2 separate regions of the Homo sapiens genome follow, and region 2 is linked to region 1. The links are chromatin contacts, found by Hi-C or POLR2A ChIA-PET in ENCODE. All regions are on one chromosome and are shown on one strand. Each heading gives the region's core, a stretch centred on a gene start or an enhancer-like site at or near the end of the contact. The rest is flanking DNA. Distances are from core to core; before and after follow the strand shown.

What was found. A loop is a pair of places that touch in the nucleus more often than their neighbours do. ChIA-PET counts read pairs that join two places held with the same protein, here RNA polymerase II (POLR2A). Pooled maps may share reads with other maps.
Region 2: a loop to region 1 is called in a map of CD8-positive, alpha-beta T cell, with 17 times the contacts of the local background. The contact joins the promoter of PCNX1 here to the promoter of MAX in region 1. A Hi-C loop is called at or near these places in 1 of 168 maps with a recorded cell type or tissue (CD8-positive, alpha-beta T cell) and 4 of 50 pooled maps. POLR2A ChIA-PET finds 5 or more read pairs at or near these places in 2 of 52 experiments (both activated T-cell).

The regions. Positions count from the first base shown.
Region 1 is chr14:65,100,198-65,104,636 of GRCh38, forward strand. It overlaps MAX (MYC associated factor X), which reads right to left and starts at 2,320. Exons shown (of 5, transcript NM_002382.5): 1 at 2,107-2,320; 2 at 1,349-1,375. The coding sequence starts at 2,142. RefSeq lists enhancers at 1,391-1,891, 2,585-2,734 and a silencer at 1,905-2,254.
Region 2 is chr14:70,906,195-70,911,313 of GRCh38, forward strand. PCNX1 (pecanex 1) reads left to right here and starts at 1,265. Exons shown (of 36, transcript NM_014982.3): 1 at 1,265-1,809. The coding sequence starts at 1,657. RefSeq lists silencers at 1,168-1,357, 1,578-1,917, 2,078-2,417.

The sequences.
Region 1 (4,439 bases), core at 1,070-3,569:
TCCCAGCACTTTGGGAGGCCGAGGCTGGCAGATCACGAGGTTAAGAGATCGAGACCAGCCTGGCCAACATGGTGAAACCCCGTCTCTACTAAAAATACAAAAATTAGCTGGGTGTGGTGGCACGCGCCTGTAGTCCCAGCTATTCGGGAGGCTGAGGCAAGAGAATCGCTTGAACCCAGGAGGCGGAGGTTGCAGTAAGCCGAGATAGCGCCATTGCACTCCAGCCTGGTGACAGAGTGAGACTCTGTCTCAAAAATAAATAAATAAAATAAAATTAAAAATAGGAAGATCTGGCAATACTGACCCTTCACTCCTACTAACAAACCACTGGAGTTCAGTAGTGCTGACTTTTTAGAAGAGGCACTGCTCTCCAGTACCCAAGCCCTCACCTCTTCCTTCTTTATTCTTTATGGCCCTCATGGGCATTTGAACTTTTTACCCCCATTCTATACATTTCTTACTGCTCCCAACTATCAAATATTAGACACTCTGATATACTTATTTCTCTTCCCCTCGCTGATTCTGATTTATTCTGTGTGTATTCTTTTTTCCCTCAAATCTATTCATGAAACATCCATATTACTGTCTCAGACTCCAAAGACATGGAATTAGTGCTTATCTAAATCCACAGAACCATCTACTGAGAACATTAATATCAAAACCCTAAGAAATTATTGATAACACTCTATGGTCTCATCCATCACCTTTCAGCAAAGCTGTCTCTGCAATGCCACTTTTCTTCAGCTATTTTTTAATTTTCTTTATACCTTTTCTTCAAATACAGAGAATCAGACCATAATAACTTTATGTGACACTTTGATGATGTAACGTTTGGCTCCTCTACATTTCCAATTTTTGCATTAGAATACCATGTTGTGCTAGATTCTACGGGTCTATAGCAGTCACATGACTTGGTTAAAGGCGATTACCGCATGTGGCTTCAGCTTCACACAATTATACAGATATGGTTTAAAACCTACTTGTTCCTAAATAAATCTTCTGACCACTTTGCCCTGAAATAATACTACCAGACCAGAATGCTGCATTTCTCATTTCCACTTACATAGTGGCATCTGGATCCCCTATCTGAAAACTACAGAACAATTCAATTCTTTGCATACAGCTCCTCTTACTCACCTAGAATCACTGAACTTATCACCTGAGAATCTAGAATAATGGGATTTGCAACCCCCCCACCCTCCAGAACCAGGCCCCACCTCACCTTAGTGGTTAACATTAGAGTTTACTACAATATTAAAAGTAATAGTACGATCTCTTTTTCTCTCTGACCCCAAAAAGGAATAGAACTGAACGGAAATAAAAATGAAATGGAGAGTAGGAGACGTACCGCAGATTGAAACCTCGGTTGCTCTTCCTGGAATAAGAGAGAAAAAAAAAAATAGAAAATATAGAAGTTATTTTTACACTTAACATTCAATAATAAGAAAGAAAATGCCGGCGGCAGAGGAAGCGGAGGGTGGGGAGTCAGCCCGACACCCCTTCCTCCCTCCCCACCCCTTGCCCCCACCCTTCCACCCTCGGCGGGATCCGGTAGCAGGGTAGAGGGGTCCCGAGCGCCGCCCCTCCTTCCGGGATCCGACCTGGGCCAGAGGGGTCCCGAGCACTGTCTCCTCCCTGCAGACCCAGCTCGGGCATCTAGGCACCCCCAACCCCTCTCCGCCCTTCCCCGGCCCCCAGGATCCGCGGGTCACGGGAGGAGAGGATCGCAGTCCGAAGGGGCAGGTCCTGAACGCCGTCCCCTTCCCCTGGATCCGGACAATGGGATCCCGGGCGCCCCCCATCCTTGTCCCCCGGATCCTGAGCCGGGGAAGGTGGGAGCGGGAGGCCGCAGCACCCTCCCGCAAGGGAGGAGGTGGGGGTCCCAGAAGCCGCGTGTCTTCCCCCAACCTCCAGTCCCAGGAGGCCGCTCCGGCCAGGAGCCGGAGGGGAGCGAACCGGGAACGCGACGGAGGCACTCCTGGCCCCGAGGGGAAGGGGAAGGAGGCGGCGGCAGCCCGGCCCCCTCCCGCCGTCGCCCCGCTAAGAGCCCCGGCCGCTGTCCCCGCCTGACAACCCGCACGGGAAGGAAGAAGCCCCAGGACTCACGTCGCTCTCCACCTCGATGTCATCGTTATCGCTCATTTCCTACGGCCCAGGGAGCGGCCACTGCAGCGGCGGCGGGGAGGGGAAGGGGTGAAGGGGAGGGGGAAGTCACCGACAACAACAAGCCGAGTCCCCCCCACACACACACTCACTCACTCACTCACTCGCTCTCTCACTCACACACACACACAACACGGGCAAGAACCACCTCCTCACTGCAGCACCGGATCAACGGCGGCACGCACGCCCGGTCGGCCCCCGCCACGTGACCAGGCTCGCAGCGCTGGGGCAGCCGAGACTTGTAGTTCTTGTCCCTCTAACAGACGGCCCGGGTAGCTCCAGAAAAACTACAAATCCCGGAAGAAACCGCATCCAGGCGACGCCAGCCCGGCTTGTTGACGGAGCCCAAGGCGCCTGCGCGTCCCGGGGAGGGGGGGGGGGGCGGGGGGGGGCGGGGAGAGCCGCGGCGCGGCGCCTCCTGGGAGTCGTAGTCCGCAGACCGCGAGTTGTCAGGAGATTTTCCTCCCGAGGCGGCAGAGGAGGCTGCTGGGAAGACAGGACACGTGGAGGGAGCTGGAACTCCTGGAGCCGGGCACCGTCTGCGCGCTGGACGCCGGGCCCAGGGGACTGGGTGGAGTCTCTGGGGGAGTAGCCGGCTGTCTAAATAATGCTGCCTCTCTTTGGTGTGACTGGTTATACTTTGTCTTCTTCATACGGAGTGGTTCCGTTTTGCGCCTAGGGGCGTAACCCGCCCGGGAGGGAATCTGGCTGCGGCGGACCAGGGGGCGCGGCTCGGGATGCCTGCGCGAACCCTCGGGGGCTGGTGGGGAGGTGTCAGTGGCAGGTGTTTCGTGGTGCTACCGGACAGGCAGAATGACCGACCTCGCCGGGCGACCGCTCCCAGCCGCGAGAATCCTGTATTCGTTTATCTGGGAGTGACCATCCTCGCTACTCAGCTACTCACGTGAGGCTCCAGCGTTCACACAACGCGAACCCTCAACCACTATGGACGTGGAAGTAAAAGCCCCTTCAGAGTTTGTTGTAGCCCAGACAGTTTAGGCAATATCCCAGCTCAGAGTACCATAATTAAGATTGCAAAAAGGATCAATATGGGAAACTTTTGCAGTTCCCTGTCCAGTTAAAATCATATTTATATACTGTGGCATGAAGTGTAATCACATGCATTCCACCGATATTTATTGAACACCTAACTTGCCACAAGGGGATGCCATAACGGATAAGACCAAAACCATCCCTGCCTTCATGCAGCTCACAGCTGTGCAAGCAAGCGTGCCGGTCCTGCCGCCATTGTAAGAGTGTGCAACAAGTCCCATGGGAAGGAAGAAAACCATAACAGACACTTTCCACCCTGAGACAAAGTACCCATACTACTCCTTTACATCTGGTCTCCAAAGTGAATGACATCTTGAGCTTTTCCCATGAGTTACTGATTCCCGGATGAATACCATATTATCCCTGACTTTTGAATGTGGAAATTTGGGGATATGTCACACACAATTCTTGTGACACACATTCCTCAACGTGAGCATGTCATCTATGCTGAAAAGACAAATGTAAATGTGGTAATTTTTCCTTTACATTTTTTCCTTTAATATCTATTGTATTTCTTTCTCTCTCTCTTTTTTTTTTTTTTTTTTTTTGAGACGGAGTCTTACTTTGTCGCCCAGGCTAGAGTGCAGTGGCGCAATCTTGGCTCACTGCAACCTCCCTCTCCCGGATTCAAGCGATTCTCCTGCCTCAGCCTCCCGAGTAGCTGGGGCAGGCGCCCGCCACCGCGCCCAGCTAATCTTTGTATTTTTAGTAGAGACAGGGTTTCACCAACTTGGCCAGGCTGGTCTCGAAACTCCTGACCTCGTGATACACCCGCCTCGGCCTCCCAAAGTGCTCACGTGCTCACGCCTATAGCGTGAGCCACCGCTCGCGGTCTAATATCTGTTGTATTTCTTATTCAGTGATCCAGTCCTACTAAGTCTGCACATCTTTGCAAGTGAACTTACCTTTTCTACATGCTTTTGTCTCATAGTGTTCCTTTCCTGCTGAGTTGGGGAGACAGATATAAGCAGACCATTATGTGATAAGAGCTGATGGGCTATTGGGGAGACAGACGGCCACTTTTGAGTGAGTTAATTAACTGGATACTAGAAGTTAAAGCTAATTGATGATTACAACAGACAGTTCTTGGGTGCCTGCTATGAACAGAGCACTCTAGGGCAACCCCGGCTACAAGTTAAAATCATCCTAGGAGCTTAAAAAAGTTCCCATCCCCAGGCCACACCCCAAACCAATTAAGCCAGAACCTCTGAAGGGGAGATCCA
Region 2 (5,119 bases), core at 15-2,514, 5.8 Mb after region 1:
GGTGCTGAACTGTTCTTAATCAATTCAAACTTTTACCTGAAATGGATAATAAGGTGGAGAGCCTTGAGAAATGAACTTCCAAAGTTCAGTGCATGCAGTTAGCATGACTGCTGGTTTTAGAGTTCTCAACCACTTATTGCTTATGAGCAATAAGTGGCCATAAGCATTTGGCCAATCACTTACTTGAGTTTACAGGTTTTCTCATCCATAAAATAACAATAGCTGCTATGCTGCCCTCAAAGGGTTGTCCTGAGGTCTGAATGGAATGGGTGTGATAGTGTCTGAGCAACTATAAAGTGGTATGGCACTGGGAGGTATTGTAACGGTTTTTCATTACTCTTCTTAAAATATCACCAGTTTCCTTTGGCTCTTGTTTCCCTCATTAATTATAGCAACTGTAATCTGGGAATACACAGTACTTTTATTGCCATAAAAGCCAAACTTCAATAAACTCAAATTTCAAACTTTTCTATAAAATTTTATTCAGTGAGATCAGACACGCCTTATAAACATTACACAGAGCCAAGAATGATTCCGTTTTTACAGCTATAAAAAGAGATCTACAAGACCCTATTGTAATTTGGGGTGGCGTCACGGTTAATCTTTTTCAACCCTGTTTAGATTGGCCCATTAATAAAAATGGCTGCTAGTTACAGCACATTTAAAAATACAATCACCGCGTACAAATGGTAACCTGTCCACTCCATACTTCCATGTCCTGTGCCGCTTCTATTAACTTGTCTTTGGAAGTAGTAAATTCTCCCAGTCTGGACGTGGCTATTTTTTCTCACACACGGGCCAACACAGTTCTTGCTCAACTTGGGTGCGTTTATGACTTTTCAACAGTGTCATCAGCCGTACCTAACTCTTCCAGGCCTTCAGTATCTCAGGTGTTAGCTTCAGTTGTTCCTAGGTCTTTCACAAATATCATAAATGACAGGCAGGACGCTTTTCTGGAGTCAAGATCTGTTAGTTTCGGAGTCAGAAAGACCCCGTTTAGAGACTCGTAGGCGAACTTGCCAGGGGGCCTACCAGGGGCAGAATGGGGTCCTCCGGACCAGCCAGCCGCGTCTCAGCCACCTCCGCAGCCCCCGGGGCCCTGAACCCCGGCCGCGTTGACGCGCGCTTCTCCCGGACGTCGGCAGGAGGCGCCCGCGGCGGACCAGGCGCGGCGCGCACCGTAGCCGGCCCAGGGGGCGGAGGGAGCGGAGAGGAGGAGCTGGAGGGGGCGCGGCTTCCTCTCGGTCGCTCCCTGGCGCCGGGCCTCTTTCTCTGCCTGGCCCAGGGCTGGCGGCCGGCGGGGGTCGCGGCGGCGGCAGTGGGGGCGCTGGCGGGCCGCGGGTGGCGGGGGCCGGGCCGCGGCTCCGGGTGTTAGGAGACAAGATGGCGGCGGCTCTCAGAAGGCCGGTCTCCTCCTCTCCGCCGTCCTCCGCCCCGCCGCTCGCCGCCTCCTCCTCTCGGGTCTCCTCCTCCTCGTTTGCTGCCTCCTCCTCCTCCTGCAGCAGCACCAGCGACCGCCGAAGCGCCGGCTCGCTCACCCGGAGCTCCGGAGGTGGATAGACGGGGCAGCTGCAGGCTCCGGCGACCGAGGCCGAGCTGGGGCCGGGGCGGGGACGGCGGCGGCGGCGGCGGCGACGGCGGCGGCGCCGGGTGGGGATGGGGTCGCAGACGCTGCAGATCCTCCGACAGGGGGTGTGGGCCGCGCTCAGCGGGGGCTGGTACTACGACCCGCACCAGGCCACCTTCGTGAACGCGCTGCACCTCTACCTGTGGCTCTTTCTGCTGGGCCTGCCCTTCACCCTCTACATGGTGAGTGTGGGGGCGGGGAGCGGGTGGCTCCTTCCCCGCGAGCCGGTGGGGAGATGCTGGGGTCGCGCCCTCTTCCTCTTCCACGGGGTCTCGTCCCCCGGGGGCCGCCACCCTCTCGGTGTGAGGCTCCCCGCCCCCACTGCGTGCTCCCACTCCTCTCTTCGGGGCTTTCCTGGTTTCGGAGGTGACACGAGCAACGAGCCCACGGCAACCCGCGCCGGCCGCCCCCGCCCGCTCACTGGGAAGCGGCAGCGTCCTAGGCCCCTTCTCGGGGTTCCCTCCTGCGGCCACTCGGCTAGGCCGTCCCCGCCGGGGCCCCCCGCCCGTGGGGCTGTGTGGCAGGCGCCGAGCGCTCTGCGGCTTTAGGGGACGCCGCATCCATCCTTGGCACGCTGGGTTCCTCGGGCGCCCGGCATCCGGCACTGCCCGCCCCCGCCGCGGCCCTCGTCCGGGGCTCCCGGGAGAGGCCGCCCGCCGCCTCGCCGCTAATCCGCGTGCGGAGCCCCGGGAGCGCGGGGGACCGTGCGGCTCTGCTCCGAGTGTGTGTGGGGGTCGTCCGGGCTCGTCCTCCAGGGGTCCTGGGTGGTGGCTGAAAACCCGGCTCGGAACCCTCCTGCCTCTAAAAAACCGTTGTTGTGCTTCGCAGCGGTTCTTCTCTGTTCGGCCCCGTGGCCGGTGGCCGTGGTGCTTCCTGGCCTCCCTGGGGGGAGGGAGCGGGGAGATAACGGGGAATCTGGCTGGCATTTCAGCAGATTTGTTTGGCTTGGTTCAAGGCCTTTGGCGGATAGGAGTAGGGAGAGAGAGTACTGCCTGTTGCTGAATTCGGTGCGATCAGCTTCTCTGAATCATCTGTGTTTTTAAAGCAACATTGAAAGTTGTTAAGCGCAGTTTCTAAAGCACAGGTTAGGGTGGGGCGTTAGGGAAACTCGTGTGGACAGAGATGTTACTTAAGGCTTCATATAAAATTTTAAAGTAGTCAGAGGGGAGGAAAGGATCTGAACTTTTTATTTTAGGAGAATTCCTTTGAATGTATTTCTGCTAACTTTGAGGTTCTTTGTGGAGCTAGAGACAGGGTGCTGAGTTAGAAAATCCCGGAGGACCACTATGAGAAGTGCAAAAGGTGAGGACACCCAATTCTTCCCTAAGTGAAGTTCAGTTTCACTAATTGGCAGGAAAAGTGTCTGCTTGAGGGAAGATGTGCACATTCTCAAGCAGATTCACATTTTTCGTTGAAATTGTTTTGAAGGGACTTATTGTTTGAGGTTAAAAAAAAAAGCCATTAAGAAATGCTGATGGCTTGTGGCTTGTTTTATTAGGGGGACTTGTTCAGTCTTGTTGCATTCTGAAAATTTATCGTGAAGTATTATAATTTTCAATTAATTTTGGCCTAGGGAGTTCTATTTGCACTACTATACCTTCCAGGAATATGACATCATTAATGAACGGGTTAATTACTTTGGGTTTAAGAATCCTCAGGCTGTCACAAAATTTTCAAAGCAAATTTCTTCTATGTCCAGAAGAATTGTAGATTTAAAACTGAAAATGATTTTTGAGAGGTAAGGATTAGTTGCTGGGTCCAGTGTAAGATTTCTTTTTTAACACTTGTAGTAAACTGTGTGGTCATGGTTAAGTCTCTTTGTGTAGTTAGCAAATGTTACTGAAAGAATATTAGAGCAAATGGAAACCAGGACATTGAGTTTACTTCCTTCATTTTGGGAGTTCAGTTAAACTGAATTCTCACATATTTGAGTGTCTACCATGTACTAGACACTTTCTGAGATTGCTTCTGACTTCCTTATCTCAATTAATGGCAGTCCCACTCTTCCCAAACCAGAAGGTGCTGAGCTGTTCTTAATCAGTTCAGACCTTTACCTGAAATGGATAATAAGATGGAGAGCCTTGAGAAATGAACTTCCAAAGTTCAGTACATGCGGTTAGCATGACTGCTGGTTTTAGAGTTCTCAGCCACTTATTGCTTATGAGCAATAGGGGCTGTATCTTCAAAACCTAACTAGACGACGACTCCTCCCTCCTCCTCCTCCTCCTCCTCCTCCTCCTCCCCCTCCTCCTCCTCCTCCTCCTCCTCCTCCTCCCCCTCCTCCTCCCCCTCCTCCTCCTCCCCCTCCTCCTCCTCCCCCTCCCCCTCCTCCCCCTCCTCCTCCTCCTCCTCCTCCTCCTCCTCCTCCTCCTCCTCCTCCTCCTCGTCCTCCTCCTCCTCCTCCTCCTCTCACCAGCACCATCATCATCACGGCCATCAGGCCATCATCATTCCCTTGGTTCGTCACCATTCTCTCTCCTGGATTATTGCAGTACTTTAATGAGGTTCAATGCTTTTGTTCTTTATTCTCCACACAGACGCCTCTGTGATTCTTTCAGATCATGTCATTCTTCTGCTCTCAGGGCCTGCCCTCTCCTGTGTCTCTCTTGTCTCAACCACACACACATTTGCCGCCTTACTCTTCTTGCCAAGAAGTATGTTCCTGCTTCAGCGCCTTTGTGCTTGCTTTTCCCTCTGTCTGGATGACTCCTCTTTTCCAGATACCTGTGTGGCTGCTCCACTTTTTGCAGGTTCTCATATACGTGAGGCTTTCTCTGATAGCCTATGTGAAATAGCAACTTCCCCAGCTCTCACAAGACTCCATAGCCCACCTTTTAAAATAGTATGGTATTTATTCCTAACTGATATCTATTTATTTGTTTTTATGTCTTTCTTATCTTATTAGAATATAAGCTCTGAGAGGGCAGGAACTTAGTTTCGTTCACTGCTGTATTTTTAGGACCTAGATTAGTGTAAAGCACATGTAGTACTCCGATGAATGATTGAGAAGTGCACAAGACACAGCTTCTGCTTTCAAGGAACTTAAAATCTAGCCTGGGGGTAATGAGTTGTTACTGTTAGAACTGCTAGGAAAGGGTAAGTAAAGAGGGACCCTGATCTTATAGTCAGGGGATGAACCCTAGACCAGGGGTGGTCAGGACAGAGAATTTGTAAACATTTTAGGAAACATACTAGTAAAAGGTAGATAGTTTGAAGTATACACCAAAAATAAAGCAAAATCCAACATTTTGTGTTAAAATCTCAGACAGCCATAGGTTATTATTTGCATGCTCTTACAATAATAACTGTAAGTGATAATGACTGTTTTAAAAGTACATGTATAGGTTCTTTAACCCCGTGACCTCATGAGGTTTTGCTGTTAGTAGGCAAGTTGTGAGCTGGGATTTACACAGAGCTTTCTGAAGGCAAAGTCACTGTACAGGCTGCCTTTTATTTATTCCCCCCCAAAAAGTGCCTAAATCTGTGGAGAGA